Linked DNA regions of Homo sapiens: region 2 is linked to region 1. The links are chromatin loops, found by intact Hi-C in ENCODE. Cell type or tissue: psoas muscle. All regions are shown on one strand.

The links. Hi-C counts contacts between places; a loop is a spot of excess contacts. Peaks named below come from ENCODE experiments on the same cell type or tissue, not always from the same donor. Only the 100,000 strongest peaks of a DNase experiment are listed, where the experiment ranks them.
Region 2: it touches region 1 in a loop (4-fold over the local background); 2 of 110 quality-filtered maps call a loop at or near these places.

Annotation. Positions count from the first base shown.
Region 1 is chr10:92,460,998-92,468,997 of GRCh38, reverse strand. It overlaps IDE (insulin degrading enzyme), which reads left to right. Exons shown (of 25, transcript NM_004969.4): 19 at 8-119; 20 at 3,155-3,322; 21 at 4,995-5,267; 22 at 7,746-7,807. Among named protein-coding and RNA genes, the nearest start is that of IDE, 110 kb to the left of the region's middle. In psoas muscle, no CTCF peak of the experiment used is centred here; no DNase peak of the experiment used is centred here.
Region 2 is chr10:91,840,467-91,848,466 of GRCh38, reverse strand. TNKS2 (tankyrase 2) reads right to left here. Exons shown (of 27, transcript NM_025235.4): 14 at 7,761-7,906; 15 at 7,019-7,184; 16 at 6,076-6,295; 17 at 3,439-3,548; 18 at 2,527-2,715; 19 at 1-84. Among named protein-coding and RNA genes, the nearest start is that of TNKS2, 46 kb to the right of the region's middle. In psoas muscle, no CTCF peak of the experiment used is centred here; no DNase peak of the experiment used is centred here.

The DNA.
Region 1 (8,000 bases):
TCCATAGGCTGCATTAGGAATTATGCAGATGGTTGAAGACACCCTCATTGAACATGCTCATACCAAACCTCTCCTTCCAAGTCAGCTGGTTCGGTATAGAGAAGTTCAGCTCCCTGACAGTAAGTAGAGATGTTGTAACTTTGGGAATGGACTATTTTGACATAACAGTGTGGGTGATTACAGGTGGGCTGAATTTGGTATAGTTTTACGCCAAAGATTTACTTGGGAACCTCTCCTATTTACAGAATTATGATTAGAGATAGGTAATTCTGCCAAAAAAATTTTTGGTAGGAGGGCCAAATAAGTAAAATTGGAGATAGGCAATAATTTTGAAGAGAATGATACTGGAATTGACGGGTACTTGAATGAAGGGGAATTAGGAAGTAAAAATATCACAAAGGTATTGACTATGAGTCATGAAATAAAATACATTTATAAAAATGGAAACTGGAATTATAATATTTAATTGGAAACCCATAGGATTCTTTGGCAGAAATAGTTTTAGGAAACCCACAGGTGCAGATAACATGTAATCATTACAAGTATATTTTTATAAGGGATTAACAAAGACTTTTATTGAATTTATATATTGGGGTTTACAATGTTGGGTTACTTTTACATTAACAGTGGCTTCTTCTGATAAAAACTCATTAAGCATTATTGTCAATATTGCTCAAAACTGTGTAATAGAAGGTATATTAAATGAAGGAAGAGAAGCTTTTTTTGGCCAAGCTTGATTGTTTGGTTGTTCCCTATGCATGAACCATCTGTGCTGCCTTTTCCCCCCAGCTATTTTATCCTCCCAAAATGGTGTTCTCCTTTCCCCCTTCTTCTTCATGGGCCAGTGCCTACATCCTACTTCTCCTTCCAGGCCTATTTTATAAGCTACTTATTCCACTAAACTTTTTCTAAAACTCCCAGCTAGAAATAATCACATCTACCTCTGGACTTGCAGCACAATTTTTCTGAACCTCCCTATTCAAGCTACTTAGCACTTCTCTTGTGTTGGGATTGAAGTGCATCTCCATCTTCTTGTTAGACTGTACATTCCTTAAAGCCAAAGTCTGTGTCTAGTTCATTTGAGTAGCTTCTAAAGCAACTGGAACATATTATTACTTCAGGATACCTTTGTTGAATGCTTAGAGATACGTTGAGCCCAGCTCTGCTGTTGTGCATGACCAGTCATCACAGATCTGGTAGTGGTTTATTTCCAACTTTTGCCAGTTTATTCCTCAGTCACTAAAACCAGGACAAGACTCAGGATGTGCTGATCCCACTACAATTAGAGAAAGACTCAGGATATTCTATGCAAGAGCCATAACAGTTGACTTCAAAGTGAGGCCAGTGTAGAAACAATATTTCAAAGTGCAATTCATCCTTCTTACTTCTTTTGACTCTACTTCCCTCTTTCTGTCTCCTTTCCTAGGATCTTAATCTCTTTTGCCTCCTAAGTACCCTCCCAAATTTCTCCATGTTCAAAAATAGCCCAGTTCACATCTCATTCTCAAAATGCTAAGTGGTAGGAAATCATGCTGAATTAGCCAGCTGATCAGATGTGAATCTTTAAATAGTTCTTCACTTAACTCTCCATGGAAAGGCACTTAGTATTTAAAAGTAAAATATTCAGGCCTGGGTGGTGGCTCATTCCTATAATCCCAGCACTTTGGGAGGCCAAGGTAAAAAGATTGCTTGAAGCCAGGAATTTGAGATTAGGCTGGGTAAAATAGAACTTGTTTCTACAAAAAATTTAAAATAAAAAAAATTAGCTGGGCATAGTGGCGCACACCTGTAGCTACTTAGGAGGCTGAGGTGGGATGATCGCTTGAGCCCAGGAGGTTGAGGCTGCAATGAGCCATGATTGTGCCACTGCACTCCAGTCTGGGTGCCAGAGTGACAGACTGTCTCAAGTGAAAAGGAAAATTTTCAAGCATTATAAAGGAGATGTTTTATTTATCTTTATTTTTGTTATTATTTTTTGAGACGGAGTCTTACTCTGTCACCCAGGCTGGAGTATAGTGGCACAATATCAGCTCACTGCAACCGAGAAGATGTTTTAGAATATATATGAAAAGGGCCAGGCAGCCGGGTGCAGTGGCTCACACCTGTAATCCCAGCACTTTGGGAGGCTGAGGTGGGTGGATCACCTGAGGTCAGGAGTTTGAGACCAGCCTGGCCAACATGGTGAAACCCCGTCTCTACTAAAAATACAAAAATTAGCTGGGCATAGTGGCAGGCACCTGTAATCCCGGCTACTTGGGAGGCTGAGGTAGGAGAGTTGCTTGAACCCAGGAGATGGAGGTTGCAGTGAGCCGAGATTGCACCACTGCACTCCAGCCTGGGTGACAGAGCCAGACTCCGTCTCAAAAAAAAAAAAAGAAAAGGGCCAGGCGTGGTGGCCTACATCTGTAATCCCAGCATTTTGGGAGGCCAAAGCAGGCGGATCACCTGAGGTCAGGAATTCAAGACCAGCGTGGCCAACATGGCAAAACCCCGTATCTACCAAAAATAGAAAAATTAGCCAGGTGTGGGGGCACATGCCTATAGTCCCAGCTACTCAGGAGGCTGAGGCAAGAGAATTGCTTGAACCCAGTAGGCGGAGGTTGCAGTGAGCTGAGATGGCACCACTTCACTCCAGCCTGGGTGACAGAACAAGACTTTGTCTCAAAAAAAAAAGTACAAAAAGGCTAGAAGGATGTGAGGTGGGTGAGGGAGAGAGGCTTACAGGCCACGTTCCTCTCTCTCTGCTTTTTTTTTTTTTTTTTTTTTTGAGACAGGGTCTCACTCTGTGTCTTGGTCTGGAGTGCAGTGGTATACTCACAGCTCACTGCAGCCTCAAACTCCTGGGGTCAAGTGATCCTCCCGCCTCAGCCTCCCAAGTAGCTGGGACTATAAATGTGAGCCATGGCACTGGCTCCCCTCCTTCTGATGAGAGGGAACTTAGTGCTGCCAATTTATAATTAGTAAGTTTGACTGTTGGTCAAAGTTGGACATGATCAGAAAAGTGAAATCAATGAAATACAACTCCAGGCTTCTCTACCTCCCTTTTCTATTAATGTCTAAATTATCATCTGTAAGTGTGGGCAGACATAGCATTGACTTTATTAAACCCCAAATAAGTTTTTGAACTTGCTGCTGTCTTTTTGAAACTTCCTAGGAGGATGGTTTGTTTATCAGCAGAGAAATGAAGTTCACAATAACTGTGGCATCGAGATATACTACCAAACAGACATGCAAAGCACCTCAGAGAATATGTTTCTGGAGCTCTTCTGTCAGATTATCTCGGAACCTTGCTTCAACACCCTGCGCACCAAGGAGCAGTTGGGTGAGAGGAAAGTGGGGAAATAGCAGGGTACTGTAGACTTTGATGAATTATTTTCCCTGTAAAACATTTTCCACATTTTCACCTAACACTGTATATCAGGCATGGTCTACTTAGAGAGACTTGAGAAAACCTTATTACAGAGAATCCACTTCTAAAAGATAAGCAATCACTATCTTATGGACATTAAAGCAATTATTTATGAGATGATACTGCATATTACATACATGTCAATAAAGAGGGCATTTTAGGTGGGGGAAAAGGATACTAAGGACAAGCTTATGGGTAGCAAGATGAGAAATGAGCCATCCAGAGGAGCTTAGATTCACTAAAGCCTGAGTTCCTTGAGGGCAGGTATTATCTCTCATTCGTCTTTATATCCCAAGCCTGGGACATACAGAAGGCACAGCAAGTGTTCCCAGTTTTAGATACTGTTAAAAGTCTTGAGGTACTGGCAGATTTGATCAATGAGGAAAGAAGCTCAAAGAAGCCCCAGTAATGACAGAAAGGAACCAGTGAAAAAAGGATGAGTCTCTCCAAGTACCCATCATTGTTTAAATACCCATTGTGCTAGGTGCTGGACATGGAAAATGGATGCTCTGGATGGTCCTTCCTTTCGAGGAGCTCACAGTCAAATCAGGATGGCAGGCCTGTAAAGGAATAATTTTAGTACAGCATGGTAAATGTTATTATAAGAGCTCAAACTATTGGCCGGGCACGGTGGCTCACGCCTATAATCCCAGCACTTTGGGAGGCTGCGGCGGGTGGATCACCTGAGGTCAGGAGTTCAAGACCAGACTGGCCAACATGGTGAGACCCCATCTTTACTAAAAATACAAAGATTAGCTGGGCGTGGTGGTGCATGCCTGTAATCCCAGCTACTCAGGAGGCTGAGGCAGAGAATCACTTGAACCCGGGAGGCAGAGTTTGCAGTGAGCGGAGATCGTGCCACTTGACTCCAGCTTGGGTGACAGAGCGAGACTCCATCTCAAAGAAAATCAAACTGTGAATGGCTATGTTGAAGATAGAAACTTCCTCAGAAGTGAGACCCAGAGGCACCACAGCTGTTGGAGGTGGTAGATCAGGGCAGGGCAGCTGAAGGAGATAAGCCAAGAGCTTGGTTTTGAAAAGGTGTTGAAGGAAGGTAGTGCATGTCCTCATGAGATAACATGGAAGTATGACTTTTAGTTAGCTTGATCTCTAGAGAGTTGCATTCTGAATTAATTGGTTCAGGAATGGATTATCTAACAAGAAATACAGTAGGAGAGCCGTGTTCATATGCGGAACTTGGATGTTAAAGGAAACACAGCTAGGACTGTCACTAAGGGATGAAAATGAGTCCAGCATTTTATATTCTGGGAGTAACTTTAGCATAGATTGAAGAGGATTAACTCACAGAGAGTGAGGAGTGACAAGATGGGAGTTTGAATAATGAATAGGATTTTTTTCCTAAGAAGAAGAAAAAGTCATCTCCAACTTTGTAATTCTTCAGAGAGCTCTTCTGCTCTGTCCTTAGGAACTGAAACCATCTTAAGTGCTCATATTTCTTTAAGAGGTGAATACTCTAAAACCTTAAACTAGATTTTATTTGCTCAGACAGGTTAGTTTTTGAAGGATTAAAAATGACCCAGGTCTCAAATGCCACGGTCATGACTGGCTGATGTCTGTGTTTCAGGCTATATCGTCTTCAGCGGGCCACGTCGAGCTAATGGCATACAGGGCTTGAGATTCATCATCCAGTCAGAAAAGCCACCTCACTACCTAGAAAGCAGAGTGGAAGCTTTCTTAATTACCATGGAAAAGTCCATAGAGGACATGACAGAAGAGGCCTTCCAAAAACACATTCAGGCATTAGCAATTCGTCGACTAGACAAACCAAAGAAGCTATCTGCTGAGTGTGCTAAATACTGGGGAGAAATCATCTCCCAGCAATATAATTTTGACAGAGGTAAGGTAAAATTAGGGCTCCAACATTTATGGCATTCAAGTAACATTTGATTAAGGCCATTCTACAAAATGGTATTCATTTTGTAGGTGATATTCCGTTACCTATTTGGGGAGTTGGGGTGGGGGGATGGCTGGCACTTCCAAAGAACTGTTACTTAATTTAACCCCAGTTTTCTGTTAGAAACCTTATCTCTTTTTTTTCCCTCCAAACCTAGACCTGGATCTACCCATATCTCACAATAAAGTATTAATAATTCAATTTCACATTTTTGTTTCATCAGTGTATCCTGAGATTCTGATCACAGATACCTAAGTATCTATTTCCCATAATACTAAAAAAATGAGATAATACCAGATTGAACCCCTTTGAGGCAAATGCTGCCCTTGAGGCACAGGAGTTCAAACATTTGCCTGTAGGGATCTCCAAAGATTTTTCACTCCTTTCAGATTTGGGAGAGCTGTGATTCTTGAAGTCTCTTGTCTTGAATCAGCTTCCTTTCACCTTGCTTCTAGAGCATAGATTAACAACGGATTGTGCTAAGCTGTACTAGAAGTCAGAGGATGTGGGTTGTGTTCTTACTCTGACACCAACAAGCTAAAAATCTTGGTCAAGACACCTTTTTTGGACCTCAGTTTCCTTACCCATAATTTTTATTTTTGTTTTGTTCTTTCAGAGAGTATCTCACTCTGTCAGCCAGGCTTGAGTACAGTGTGTCATCATAGCTCACTGTAGCCTTGAATTCCTAGGCTCAAGCGATTCTCCTGCCTCAGGCTCCCAAAGTGCTGGGATTACAGGCGTGAGCCACCACGTCCAGCCTACTTATAATTTATCTAGCAGTTGGATTCACTATTAATGATAATACTGTCTCTCATTTATTGAGCATTTGCCGTGTACCTAGCAGTGTTATTGTCATGTATCTTTTTCCTAATTCTCACTGCAGCCCTTATTAAGTAGTTATTATCCCCAATTTCCAGATGAGGAAACTGAGGCTTAGAAAAGTTGAGGTGACTGGCCAAGATCCAAAAGCTCATAACCAGAGAGCCAGGATGTGAATCCAGGCTGGCCTGGCTCCTGAGCCAAGGCTCTTACCCATTGCACTACATCCACTTATTATTTTTTTTTTAAGATGGAGTTTCGCTCTTGTTGCCCAGGCTGGAGTGCAATGGCACGATCTCCGGCTCACCGCAACCTCCACCTCCCGGGTTCAAGCAATTCTGCCTCAGCCTCCCAAGTAGCTGGGATTACAGGCATGTGCCACCACTTTGTATTTTTAGTAGAGATGGGGTTTCTCCATGTTGGTCAGGGTGGTCTCGAACTCCCAACCTTAGGTGATCCCCCTGCCTCGGCCTCCCAAAATGCTGGGATTACAGGTGTGAGCCACTGCACCTGGCCTTTTTTTTTTTTTTTTTTTTTATGAGACAGTTTTGCTCTGTCGCCCAGGCTGTAGTATAGTGATGTGATCTTGGCTCACTGCAACCTCTGCTTCCCAGGTTCAGGTGATTCTCATGTCTCAGCCTCTCCCGAGTAGCTAGGTCTACAGGCATACTCCACTATGCCTGGCTAATTTTTATATTTTTAGTAGAGATGGGGTTTCACCATGTTGGCCAGGCTGGTCTCAAACTTCTGGCCTCGAGTGATCCACCTACCTTGGCCTCCCAAAGTGCTGGGATTATAGGCATGAGCCACTGTGCCCAGCCAACATCCACTTACTTTTATTTGAAATCAAAGCAAATGGTCACGTAAAAATGTGGATGCTTGGCTAGGCACAGTGGCTCACGCCTGTAATCCCAACATTTTGGGAGTGCGAGGCGGGCGGATCACGAGTTAGGAGATCGAGACCATCCTGGCTAACACGGTGAAACCCCGTATCTACTAAGAATATAAAAAAGAAAAAAAAAATTAGCTGGGCATGGTGGCGGGCGCCTGTAGTCCCAGCTACTTGGGAGACTGAGGCAGGAGAATGGCATGAACCCGGGAGGCAGAGCTTACAGTGAGCTGAGATCGCACCACTGCACAACAGCCTGGGTGAGAGAGCAAGACTCCATCTCAAAAAAAAAAAAAAATTGTGAATACTTGGCCAGACGCGATGGCTCACGCCTATAATCCCGGCACTTTGGGAGGCTGAGGTGGACAGATCACTTGAGGTCAGGAGTTCAAGACCAGCCTAGCCAACATGGCGAAACCCCATCTCTGCTGAAAATATAAAAATTACCCAGACGTGTTGGCTTGTGCCTGTAATCCCAACTACTCAGGAGGCTTAAGGCAGGTGAATCACTTGAACCCAGGAGGCAGAGGTTGCAGTGAGCCGAGATCGAGCCACTGCACTCCAGCGTGGGTGACAGAGTGAAACTCTGTCTCAAAAAAAAATATATATGGATACTTAAGAGTCTTGGAGTGAAGTATATTGTCATTTAGTGTACTGTTCTGGGCTGCTTCATATGAAAATGTTAGTAAAATATTGTTTGATTACTTTTTCAGATAACACTGAGGTTGCATATTTAAAGACACTTACCAAGGAAGATATCATCAAATTCTACAAGGTAAGTCAAATTCATATATTTAGATTTTGACTGATATGAAAGTATTATAGGGCTGGGTATGGCGGCCTACACCTGTAATCCCAGCACTTTGGGAGGCCAAGGTGGAAGGATCACTTGAGGTCAGGAGTTAAAGACCAGCCTGGCCAACATGGTGAAACCCCATTTATACTAAAAATACAAAAATTAGCTGGGC
Region 2 (8,000 bases), 620 kb after region 1:
ACCATTGAGCACTTGAGGCTTGTAACAAGAGGGCAGAGCAGATGGGGGCATGGCTGCTGTCAGAAGAGCGCTGACATCATCCGCCTAGGGTACGTGTCAGAGACAACATCTGCCATAAGCAAGTTTTAAAATGCTATTATACCTAATAAAATATATTTAAAAATATGAGAAAACCCAGCAATTTGTGCCAGTACTATCACAATGGAGGATTATTCATTTTAAAAAGTGAAGCAAACAGGTTAATACAGGTCAAACATCCCAAATCTGAAAATTTTAAAATGTTGACGTGAAGCTCAAAGGAAATGTTTATTGGAGCATTTTGGATTTCAGATTTGGGGATCGGGGATGCTCAACAGTAAGTATAATGCTTGAGTATAATATTTCAAAATCTGAAAAAAATATCCAAAAGCCGAAAACACATCTGGTTCTAAGCATTTCCGATAAGGGATATTCAACCTGTATCCAGCTAAACTGTTATTAAAATATAAGACATAACTGAGAACATCTCTTCCAAAACACATATTGTCAAAATATAATTTAAATATGGCAAAGCATGAACAAAACCCTAATTCTGATACTGTGACTGAGAAGCACAACGAATTACAGAAATATCAATTTTAAAAGGTAAGAGATTTTAGTCCTATTGTAGTTACTCTGAAAGAAGTAATTCAACCTACACAGAACTTTAGCAAACTGAATTGTTTGTATTTCCTGGAAAATATTCAGCAATGTATTTGTTCCTTAAAACTGAAAGTTTTTTGGAGAGGAGGTGGGTAGAAAAGATAATCATTTTAATCAAATCTGCTAGAATGGGGCCAGGTGCAGTGGCTTATGCCTGTAATCCCAGCACTTTGGGAGGCCGAGGTGGGTCGATCACTTGAGGTCAGCCTGGCCAACATGGTGAAACCCCATTTCTACTGAAAATACAAAAATTATTAGCTGGGTGTGGTGGCGCATGCCTGTAATTCCAGCTACTCGGGAGGCTGAGGCAGCAGAATCATTTGAACCTGGGAGGCGGAGGTTGCAGTGAGCCCAGATTGTGCCACTGCACTACAGTCTGGGTGACAGAGTGAGACTTCCATCTCAAAAAAATAATAATAAATAAAAATTAAAAAAAATCTGCTAGAATGGAAAAAAGTCCTCACATTTATTGGTACATTAATTTGTTTAATTTGTAATATGTACTCTTCTTTCACAACGTTCAACTAATGTTCAGCAAGGAATAAATTAGTACTTGTTTCATAGTCATTTGTTCTGACTATTCCAGTCATCACCTTTCTCTTCCCCCAGTCTATGCATTCCCATTGCACTCACAATTTGTAAATGACATTTGTTTATAATAATAGTACCATTTATTGAGTGCTTTTTATGTACCTGATACCATGCCAAAGACTTTAAGTAAATTACCCCATTTAATTCTCATACTAACCAGATATATTTTACCTCTATCTATAGATGAGGTAACTAAGGTTTAGAGGTTAGGCAGTTCATAAGATTGTACAACTTAAATCGTGCAGCTGGAATTCTAGGCCCAGTCTGTCTGACTCTAAAGCCCCTGTATGTTCTCTACAGCATTTTGCTTCATTGTAACTTAATTGTATCTGGTCAACTAACATATGGGTGGAATGAATTCCAAATGTTCACTTTTAAGGTAACTTGGAACTAGAAAGATATTTCCCTGAAGAGATAATGTTGTAAATATGGCTGGGTTGTTAGCTGACTGAGAAAAACCTACTTAAGCACCAATGCAGCTGAACTACCTCAGTTTCTTATTGTAATGTGGAACAATGTAATCTTTCTCAGTAGAAAGCAGTCTGCAGAAAAGATTCCCCTTCCTTCTCATCTCAAAAAGAATTCCTTCCTCCTTTCTTTCCACTGCTCTAGTCAATGTCCTCAGTGGTAGAGGCAAGAGAGGCATCTGCTTCAGTGCCCAAAGCAGAGGTGGAAGGTTCAGTGGAAGCTCCTACACCTGCTCCATGCTCTGGAGAGAGGGGAAGGAAAACAGGACCTCCACAGGAAAGTGGATAATAGACTTGTTTCATGAACAGTTAAGGTAGGGTGAGCAACAAGAACTCTGGGATGAGGCAGTGTGGGAGGAAAAGGAATCTCTACTGGCAGCAGGGTTTGTGGCTGCACCTTGGGGGGCAATGTTCCCAGTTGGGGCCGTGTGTAAGACCCATGGTCTGTACCATCTGCGCTGTATGCACTATAAGTAACAGCATTTTCTGAGGGCCTGGGTCTGTTTAGTTTCCTAACTAACGTAAGCAGTTATATCATGTACTTCTTTTTCCTATTTCCAAAATACTCAGTATATAATAACTGATTGATAATTCTATTCTACAGAAGGATAATTATATTACTTTATAATTCTATTATATTTTAATACTAAAGAACTCTTACATTAAAATCAGGCTAAAACCCAGATTTTGCCATTCACATTGACTATAAAGACATTTTATAATAACATCAAGTGAATTTTAACAAGTCAGAAAAGCACTGAGATTTTTCAAAAAGCCCATCACTTACTGAAACTAAATCTAAAGGTGTTTGTCCTTCCTGATTTTTAAGAGTCGGGTCAGCTCCATGGGCTAGCAACAAAGCACAAAGCTGTGTTCGTCCCTTTTGGGCTGCTTCGTGCAAAGGTGTGAAAGCCCATTTGTCCGTGGCATTGACACATGCATTATACTTTATTAGTAGAGCTGCTACATCTACATGCTGTAAAAGAAAATACCCGTTACAGTCTGAAATATTATTTTGTCACACTTTACTTTCTTAAAATGAAACTAGTTACGTACCTACTTCCACATTTTCAAACTTATTCTGGAAATGAAAAGAAAAACTCTTTCTCCCCAACATCACAACTTATGAGTAGCTGATTAAAAATTACAGTGGACATTTCAATAACTTGAGAAACTATCTAGAAAAGAGTTAAGAATTCTATTTAGCAGGAAACTAGACTAATATGACTTCAATAATTTCTAATTTATTCAAATGTTATAACTACTAAATGTCAATTTATAAAGCAGCAATCTTCCTCAATTATTCAAACTATACCATTGAAGATGGTCAATTTTGAATGTCACATTGGACTATGATAAGTCAGGAACAATGCATCTGAATCTGTACAGATTCCATCTACCCCGTTGGTGCCCCAGTGGATTTTCTGGGTACCAACAAATAAACACAATCACCAACATCTCACTGAAAATAAGAGACAGGTGTTAAGGCAGATAATAAAACAAACAACAATACACCGCATATCACACAGCAAGCTTAGAACAGATTCAGAACCGAAATTTGGAAGTTATTTAACTTCTTTAGCTCTGCCACTTACTTCTCTGTAAAATGAGAACATCAAACTACATTCCATTTGAGCTGCAATACTGACTTTCACTTTAAAATTCCACAAATTTTTAAAGGTAACACGGAAGAACTTACCCCGTAAGATGCTGCATTATGTAAAGGAATAAGTCCTCCTTTGTCTTGGGCATTCACATCAGCTCCGTGTTGTAACAAATACTCTGCAACTTCTAAATTATTATAACCAGCTAATTTAGAAAAGAAGTAAAATTACTTTACTTGTTTTTTCTTTTTTAGTCCTATGTCATAATACTTCCACTTGTTAACATAAAAAAGTCATTACATGTATACATATATATATGTATTTATAAGGCATAGACATTACTGAAAACATAAAAAAAGAGATTTTGTATAAATCTGAAATAGCTCATTGGACTCTATTAACAATTTACCTTCTGGAAAACATTTCCCCCTTGCCTCAAGTTGGAAGCTTTTTGTGTTATCAATTAGCTTTGTAGATTCCCAAAATTATATTGACTGATTTGCTTGTATCTTTCCTATGAAAACCTTCCTACCAAAGTCTCTGCCTTCATGGGTGTTACATACCACTTCTTGAACTCAGGTACATGGGTCTCAGAGGCTGCAAGTCAAAGGTCTGCAATCACATACAAGTCAAACCAGAGTGGGCCTCAGAGTCCTCTTCCCCAGAAGGCCACAAGAGCATGCTTTTTTGCTAGAGAGAACTCAGAGGTACACATCTCTGCAAGTCTAGTAGAGGAACTTAGGTGCTGTTAAAGCCATGAAATAAAACTTATTTCTATTATAGTTTTTATCCTTTTGCTAAAGGATTTAAAGCAAAAGAATTTAAAAAGATCAAGTAAAGAAGAATACAATTATAAAACTACCATAAAATATTACATTAATCTAAAAGTCTTTCTAGGTCTCAAGGTATGGTATTTAACGCTGCAGAAGTGGACAGAAATATTTTATGCATACAAATTATTTGTGACTTACAAAGACAACTTGGACACAGTAATGTTAAGTGTTCTAGATAGGCTACAAGAAAGATATAAAAGCTAACATAAATATGCACAGCACAACTTCCAATCAAAGGTCAAGTCATATTTTGTCTTGCATGGACTAGAAACTCCTGATAGCCAGTGGAAGTAAAGCTTTTTCTCACCATGTTAGCATTTGTGGCTTATCACTTCCAAAATACTTGAAAGACACATAGAGTAATTGGTTTCTTTGGACAGTGAGGTCTCAACTTACATGGAGTGAGAATTTAAAGGTAAAAATCATGTATAACACCAAGTTATAATACAAGACTGAAATGAACATCATACATTTCCATCTCCCACATTACACGAAATGGCAGAAATTTTGCATTATTTTTTCTTGCTTTTTATACCATGTTTAAATCATGTATATTTAGACAAACTTGTATGAGTCCGCTGTGTCTATGATGGAACTCCACTGAGGTATTAGCTATAGCTCAGTGATTTTAATGATTTCCTAACATCTGTAATGCAGCTGAAAAAGCTGTACTGAAACCACAATATATTGTATATTTGCACTGAAAACAAAGGTACACTGTGCCAGTTTTATGAGTGAAACCTTAAAACAAATGTCACGAAATGAATTGTACCCTGCAAAATTCTTATGTTGAAGCCCTAACCCCAGTACCTTAGAATATGACTCTATTTGGAGACAGAGCCTTTAAAGAGCTAAAAAAGTTAAAATGAGCCCATTAGGGTGGGCTCTAATCTAATTTGACTGGTTTCCTTAAAAGTAGAGACTAGGACATATAGAAAGAGACACCATGTTCCAATGGAGGACACACTGAGAAGGTAGACAGCTGCAAGCCAAGAGGGGGTTTCAGAAGAAACCAACTCTGCCAACACCTTGAACTTGGACTCCTAGCCTCCAGAACTGTGAGAAAACAAATTTCTGTTGTTTAAGCCACCTGGTCTTTGGTATTTTGTTATGAGAACTCTCACAAACCAAAACAACAGATAACTTTGGTGAGAGGCTTATGTAACTTCTGAGAGTTTTGAGATTTTTTTTTTTTCCTGCTTGTGCTTAGCAGCTACCATCAGGAAAAATAGAAAGCTTTAGCTTCCTATAAGGAAGGCTGGCTCAAGTAGGCATATTTTTCAAAACTTGTTTACCAAAGGTGATACCAATAAAATGATTACCTGGAATAATGATTCCCAAAGCACATGGGGACTGGCAGAGCCTACTTCAATTGTTCTTACTGAATGTAACATACTAGTAATAAAGTGAACTCGAACTCAGCTAATAGCTTCAAGTACGGTCGTCCTGTACAAATACACTGAAGAGTATAATGGTGGCATTAGAAGATACTTGATTTGAATTTTTATTTATTTTTTTTATTTTTTGAGACAGGGTCTCACTTTGTTTCTGGAGTACAGTGGCACAATCAAGGCTTATTGCATCCGTGACCTCCTGGGCTCAATCTTCCCACCTCAGCCTCCTGAATAGCTGGGACTACAGGTGCACACCACCACTCCTGGCTAATTTTTGTAATTTTTTATAGAGGTGTGGTTTTGCCATGTTGCCCAGGCTGCTCTCAAATTCCTGGGCTCAAGCAATCCTCCTGCCTTAGCCTCATAAAGTGTTGGGATTACAAGTGTGAGCCACCATGCTTGGCCTGATTTGAATTTTTAAAGTTTAGTTACAGAAAATATTTTACCTGGGTAAAATGAATCTCAGATATTACCAGCCTAAATCTGTGAAACTTCATTCACTTACCTGCTAAATGTAAAGGTGTTGAATGTCTGCCTTGGGTATCGCGGCAATTTACATTATCAGGAGAAGACAACTTCTTCACTCTGGCTAAACAACCCTTCTTGGCAGCATCTAGCAAAGCTGCATCTCCCCTAAGCAGATCTTGAATATCTGTATCTCCATCTTTAACAAGATCCAAAGGAGTATTTCCATCCCTGTTTTTTTTTGTAGGGTCTGCACCATGCTAGGCATGTGAAAAACAGAAAAAAAGGGGGAAATGGCTTAAATGTGCCTTTGGTCAATGAGAAAATAGTCAGTGTTAACTATACCAAAGAAAAACTAAATTTATATTGAGACTCTACTTTGAAGGTTAACATCACTGTTACTAATGTTTATACAAAGAATTATTATAAAAAGAATACAGAGGCAGTTAAATATTACTGGATTTTTTAATGCATTAATGTAGTCAAAATTTTAAACTACATTCAAAATAAAGTCATATTTCATTAAAAATTAACTTTCATGTTATACTATTTTTACTTTTCATGAACATTTAAATAAAGTATAAATCTCTGTATTCTTGTTATTGTAAAATATCCACTGGTATCTGTACTGAACCAGTATCATCCATTTTATCAATGCTAAATAAATCTGGCTTGTAAGTAAATAATTCATCAAATATTTTTATATTTGATGAATATAAAAGTACCAAAGAGAAAAACTAAAAATAATAAGAGAACTATCACATGATAGTTGGCTCTAGACAAAAATAACTCTAGGTGCTAGTAAACATACTTGTGGATTAAAATATAAAATGTTTATTATATTTATTCTAAAATCTAGGTACAGAATTAGGTAACATTGCTTCCCATTGCTTACTAGTTTAACTTTATACTAGAATTATTTAGAAAACCATAAACATATGCTATGTAATTCATACTCTTTACAGTTAAGTATTTAAATATACCTGGAGCAGAAGTTTGCAAATTTCATATTTTCCTTTTGCTGCTGCTTCATGTAAAGGTGTAAATTTCCATAAATCAGCTACATTAACTACTGCTCCATGTTTAACAAGAAGTTCTGCAACTTCATAATGTCCATAAGAACATGCATTGTGCAAAGGTACAAGGCCTCTGAAAAGTAATAAATGAACAATAATGCCACAGAAGAACATGTTTTAATTTAAATAATTACATATAACTGATGAAAGATAATTCTTGAACTACATAAGGAATTATACTGATTATACTTTGTAGAACCTAAATCTATTTAAGGCAGAAATAAGTTCTTTTTGGTGAGTCAGGGGAGAACATTTAAAAAATGTTTTAAATGCAGAGACTATAACATTCATCCATATATGCAACGTCTAGAATTGTATATTTTTAATAAAAAATAACTTCAAGATAAACTGGAAGAATTAAAAAACCCTCCATGGAAACTGAAAAATTTACTACATTAAAAGTCAATATCACACTAATGTTATAATCTCCTTGGCCATTATAAAATTCTCAGGCATTATGCCAATAAAGTCTTTATATGAATGCTAACCATATAAAATCTTAATTGAAATTAAGAAGCTCTATTTAATATTTAGGCCAATGTTAGGAAACAGGCTTTCTTGAAAAATAAAACATATTATATTTCCAGGTTTTCCTAAAAAGGTCAAGTAAAAGTAAGGAAGAGAGTCCATAACAATCATTGGCATTTACCCTTTATCTTTAGCATGCACATCAGCTCCATGCTGTAGCAGATATTCCACCACGGACACTCTGTTATACCCAGCTGCAAAATGAAGTGGTGTAGACTGACGCCCTTCAATGTCTCTGCAGTTGACACTCTGAACAGTACACAGTTTCTGAAGGACAAAACACAACATACATGATACTACATCTACATATTGTTATTTCTTGTTTCAAGTCATTTAGTAGGAATTTTCAAAGTGTCTGACT